Regions from separate parts of the Homo sapiens genome. Here region 1 is linked to region 2. The links are chromatin loops, found by intact Hi-C in ENCODE. Cell type or tissue: IMR-90. All regions are shown on one strand. Links, peaks and the distances in the headings refer to the core of each region. The heading gives the core; the rest is flanking DNA.

Evidence for each region. Peaks named below come from ENCODE experiments on the same cell type or tissue, not always from the same donor. Only the 100,000 strongest peaks of a DNase experiment are listed, where the experiment ranks them.
Region 1: it touches region 2 in a loop (2.3-fold over the local background); 4 of 110 quality-filtered maps call a loop at or near these places.

The regions. Positions count from the first base shown.
Region 1 is chr5:167,719,126-167,722,052 of GRCh38, reverse strand. All of the region lies in intron 4 of TENM2 (teneurin transmembrane protein 2), which reads right to left. Among named protein-coding and RNA genes, the nearest start is that of TENM2-AS4, 60 kb to the right of the region's middle. In IMR-90, for the core only: no CTCF peak of the experiment used is centred there; a DNase peak (open chromatin) is centred at 1,142.
Region 2 is chr5:167,632,957-167,635,883 of GRCh38, reverse strand. The region is part of intron 4 of TENM2 (teneurin transmembrane protein 2); the gene reads right to left. Among named protein-coding and RNA genes, the nearest start is that of TENM2-AS4, 26 kb to the left of the region's middle. In IMR-90, for the core only: no CTCF peak of the experiment used is centred there; a DNase peak (open chromatin) is centred at 1,233.

The DNA.
Region 1 (2,927 bases), core at 94-2,593, 86 kb before region 2:
ATTGGCCCTGGGACAGAGCCTACTCAGCATCTTTGGGAGGTTTATTTCTACAGCATGAGTGGGAAGGAAACAGAGCTGAGGATTTCACGTCTGGGTTAATTTCACTTCAAAGCTAAAGAAGTAACAGCTAATGTGTTATAAAACACTTTGAAATAGGTTTTTCTGATTTTGGGGGGAATCATTTGGAATTTCTGTCAAATCGCATTGGAAATGGAAGGAAATAAAGCACGGTGGGCAGAATCATGAATTCCCAACAATGTCTATGTCCTAATGCCTAGGACTTGGGAATATGTTACTTTACATAGCAAAAGGGACTTTCCAGATGTGATTAAGGTTAAGAGCCCTGAGGTGGGGAGAATATTTTGGATTATCCAAGTGAGTTTGAACTCATCCACATGTCCTTCTAAGTGGGGAAATTTTCCTGGCTGTGGTCAGAGGGAAATGTGACAACTAAAGCAGGCTCAAAGAGAGGCTACACTTCTGGCTTTGAAGATGAAGGAAGGGGCCATGAACCAAGGAATGGAAACAGCCTCTTGAAGCAGGAATCCAAGCGAAGAAAGAATCTTTGCTATGTGCTCCAGAAAGAGACGAAACCCAACTAACACCTTGATTTTAGCCCAGTGGAAATCCAGTCGGATCTTTTACCTATAGAACCGTAGGATAATCAATGTGTGTTCGCTTAAGCGTCTGTTGGTGGTAATCTGTTATGACAGCAATAGAAAAAAAGAATATGTAAGGTTTTTAGTTGCATTAGATACAAAATTAAACCACTCCAAAAAATCCTCATCATTTTTTTTTTCAAGTGATGTGGTACGTTTTTTAAAACCTGTTTAATAATGGTAGCTGATTCTATTCACTGACTTCTCTGCAAATGGAAATGGGGATTAGGTATAACATCAAACTAATGAATGATTGAAGGACAAAAGGTCTTAAGGCTGTTAAATCCCTTAATATTGTAGTAAGTAGGATCAAAAGAGAGATAGGATATAAGTTTTCTTTTAGAAAATTAAGTGATTGGGCAATGAGAATGCAGGACTTTATTATGCTAAATACACATGCCTATTTCCCAGTACACTGGCATCTGCAAAGACGACTGCAGCTTTCATTCCAGCACAACACCCACCCAACTTCGTCTTCTGCATAGAGTTCATTCCAGATCCTCTTCTGAGTAATACATTTTACATTCAAGTAGTAACTAAGGGAATCTAAAGCTGCAGTGTAATATGTAAACAATAATAAATTGTCCCCTTCCTTCCTCTGGGCTTCCACTTTCACTCAAATCTCTGATGTCAGTCCAATACCTCTATTTAAATTATGGTCTCGCATTCAACCACGAGTATATATTATTCTTGCTCCCTATTGAATACATCTTCTAAGAAGATGCACTGAAATAAATAAATGCAATATTTCAGAGAAAAACATGCAAATGAATAGAATCCTTTTACAAACACAGCAATCTGATGTGAGCATCTGCTATAACTACTCACTTACAAACAGGGGTGGGGAGAATCACTTAAGTATCTACAATAAATTCAAATATAGAGTGCCTACTAAGGAAAAGGTTGTATTAGCATCCCGGCATATTGATGAGACATCAGACTCTTGTCATTCTTAGTGCTACAGATGGTAGAAGGGAAGTATGTACTGGAACATCCGTTGGTTTCATCACTGCCTGGACTATCCGGATGATGCATTCTCTGTCAGTATGCAATCTTTGTGTGCTTTCATATTTTTTTCATATGCATGGCTAGGTTTTATGTTTAACTGTTTGTTTATTTTTAACAATTTAATGTCAAATATGTCTACTCTTTTTCAAGTAGGTAATTAGTAATATTCTATCAAAAACTAATTAATATGAAATACTAGATCAGTGTTTCCTGTCCCGTGTTTTGTGGAACACTTGTAACTTCAAAGTTATTTCTTAGAAAATTGTTTTTGGAAATGCTTTTTGTTTTTAAGTACTCAGAATCATTCTATAATAAAGAAATCTGTTTATTAGACACAGAGCTTCCTCAGTTTATTGGATCTTAGAACCTCCCTTCCCCAAGCCCCCCCCTCTTTTTAACCCACAGAAAATGTGTTATTATCCTTTGCATGCAGTGGAGTGCAGTTTGGAATATGCCATTCTACAGCAAGGGTTCTCAACCTGTGTGCTTTTGACACCTGGGCCAGGTAATTATTTGTTGGGGGTGGTGGGAGGGTGTTGACTTGTACATTTCAGGATGTTCAGCAGCATCCCTGGATTCTATCCACTAGATGCTAGTAGCACTCACCCACGTGTACAAAACAAAAACATCACCAGACAGGGCAACATTCCTTGAGGTGGCAAAATCGCCACTGGTTGAGAACCACTGTTCTGGAGGATCTGCTCAGTTCTGCAGAAGACTCTCTCGCATGTACTTTATTGCCAATATTCTGGTTATTTAGATTTTACTTTCTTCTGTCCATTAGTCCTAACTCGAACTTCTTCCACAGCTTAGGCTATTAATTGCCTGTCATTCTGCACTCATTCTCAGTTCATCAAACATGCACTTCACCTTTTACCTCCTTAGAAACACATCTTTTCCTGTGGAAACCCCACTCCAGCTGTTCGAAGCTTCCTTCTGGTCTCCAGGATCTCTGAACTCAAACCCTTAGGAATTTTTCTCACATCCTAGTGTTGTCCTAAAATCTCAATTCTTGTCACCAAAGAACTGCCTTCTCTCTCTAGTCCTCTGTGCTATGTTATTGAAACCATGGGTATTGACAGAAGAACAGGACTTGGTCCCGCGGAGTCTTCACAAGTATGTAGGCCAATCCATTTCAAAAAGTGTTTCCATCCTGAAATTTAGCTCGTAAGTTATGCGTGTTTTTAATAGGAATGGAATCTTCAATTTGACAAAGAATTTCCTTCTTCTCATCTACTTTAACTACATTCCCAACCTGTC
Region 2 (2,927 bases), core at 288-2,787:
TCACGAGGTCAGGAGATCGAGACCATCCTGGCTAAAACGGTGAAACCCCGTCTCTACTAAAAATACAAAAAATTAGCTGGGCGTGGTGGCAGGCGCCTGTAGTCCCAGCTACTAGGGAGGCTGAGGCAGGAGAATGGCGTGAACCCGGGAGGCGGAGCTTGCAGTGAGCCGAGATAGCGCCATTGCACTCCATCCTGGGCGACAGAGCGAGACTCCGTCTCAAAAAAAAAAAAAAAAAAAAAAAAAAAAAGACTGTACTGATCATAGCCAGATTCCTTGTATTTAGGGAAATTAGGATGATATTTCAGAGAATGTTTTGAGACAAAGTGGCAATACAGCTATTGAGTTTGGCTAATGGCTGAAATGCTTATTTACTATTGTGACTGGTGATTGGTTTAACTTTGTAAGTGGTACCTTTCTGAGTTTAGTTTATTGAAAATGCAGATACACCCCTGGAAAACATTCTCAGGAAGAATAAAAAAGAAAAGAAAGAAAAAGAAAAAAGAAAGGTGGGCAGGAGAGAGACAGGGAGAGAAGGAAAAAACAAACTGTGGTTTGCTACTCTCAGTAGTCTTACGTAGATACAATAGAAAAATTAGTTTTCAGAACTCTATCAGTAGTCTGAAACTTATATGTATTCATATCCATTTGTAAAGGCACAAACCCACATTATCTGTATACTTATTTGTAAATTATATATCTCTGTATATAGATTATATACACATATTATTATTGCATGTGCTATTAAAAGTACACAACATTTTACAAGGATGTGATAAATGAAAAGTTCAATAGCTCCTTCCTGCACCACATTTGAGAACCACTGCTCTAGATAATGGCAAAGTCAATATTTAAGCCTGTAGGGGTACCCAGTTGAGACTTCAACATGCTAGGATCTCATAACGTTCTGATGATCTACCAAAAACTTAACCATGGACCCATCAACTGAAAATCAATGCTTAAATTTTTAGTTATGTTCATGAATACTTATTTTCATGAAATTATCCCTGAATGTCCTCTAAAACCTTTCCTCTCCAATTCCACTCATCTCTATGATTGTAGCCATAAAAAAAGTAAAGAAAAGGTTTTTGAGGACAAATGAATGACTGCTCTGGGTAGACTGAAGGTTTGTTTAACAGTTTCACCCTGGCTGAGTAAGCTAGGGAACTAAGGGGATTCAGATGGGATTGCTTAAGCTTAAGTACGTGGTTAAAAAAAAAAAAGAAGCTTTATTTACAGAGCCATCAATTTTCTTTATGGAGCTGGTACTGCAGAGAGAACATTGGACTATGAATCAAAAATGTGAGTCCTAGCACCAGCAGTGGTTTCTGCATCTAAGTAGTTGAATGACCTTGATTGAGTCATTTAACTTTTCTGAGTCTCTCTCTCAAAAAAAAAAAAAAAATCAGTTAAGTTCTTCAGATATTTATGGAGCACCTTCTTTGTGCTTGATATAACAAGAAATACTAACGTAAATAACTGCAATTCTTTTAAGTACACCCTAAAACTACAAATAGAGAATTCCTAACTTTCTAGAACTCTTCTCTAACCTTATGGAATTTTACAATTGAACTTACTTGCAAATTCTATGCCAAATATCAGAAGAATTCCTTGCTTGTGATTGCAAACTGGACATGCTTCCTGGGGCTATATTGGAATGCAGTCACTGGCCAAACAGTCATTACAAAACTGTTTCTTAAAAACAGAAACAAAAGCCATGGTTTTTAAGTTCATTGAATCATGAGCATCACTTGTTGAGATTTTTTGAATCCCTTGTCCCAACCCTGCAGTTTATGATTCAGTACATCTTAGCCGCAAATTTGTTCCCAAGCCCAAGTTTTCCACAACTAATTTAAAGAGGAAGCACACACAGTTACAACACCCATGGTATTCATAATACAGAAACAAACCAGTTGCTCAGGAAACGCCCAACCATTCCTGATAACAGAAGGAAATTTCTCTCTTGGGTTTGAACCAATGAACCAAAGCAAAATGGCTGTTGGTAATAAAAAATACTGCCCTTCACATAGGGACTGCAAAGTAATCTGCTACATTCTTTAAGATATATTTCCAGGCACAGTTTTCTATTGATTAATTTCTTTTGTAGAATTGCACCTATATAGGAGGGTATAGTGCCTGGGTCACATAAGGTGATTAGTCAATATTATTATAAAGATGGAAGGAAAAAAAGAAAAGAGGGAGAAAGGGAGGAAGGGAAAAGAGGGCTACAACTAATCTGTTAGGTTGATTGCTTCCACCAATTCAGTTCTGCTTTAGAAAGATCCCTTAAGCTAACACTTGGAGAGCTTTAGATGAAACTCTACCTGATATTATGAAGTAAAATTAGCTTGGATTAAATCCAGCATTTGCCATGTGTTTTCAAGAATATTTTGACTGATTTGCTCCAATTATCCCTGAATGTCTTCTGAAAATTTTCCTCTCCAAATTCCACTCCGTTTTCAAGGGCTAATTCAAGTCTTAATTTTTTTTTTCTGGAAGCCTGTGGCAACTATTCTAACCTTAATCATTTATTCTTCTCAAAACTTTGAACTTGCAAGTGTTGACAAGTATATCTTGTCAACCTGAAAGGAATGTAAACTCCTTGAACAGAGGGGCCATGTCTGATAAATCTATGTGCCTCTGAGTTACTTAGCGAACCTCCTCAGGTTCTGCATTGTTAGCTTCGCTGTGGCTGTATTTACTACCAACTCCTGGATCTCAAATATTTAACTCTATCTTCTAACTTAAGCCACTGCCTCCCAGACATCTCCATATAGATATATCAGCAATACTTCAAACTCAAAACATCCAAAATTAAACTTTCTCATAGATTTGCTCTTTCACTGATGTTGTTTAGTACAAAATCTAGGAGTCTTGCAAGTGTTCTCAATTTCTCCCTCTGCTACTCCTTACTCATAACATATCAA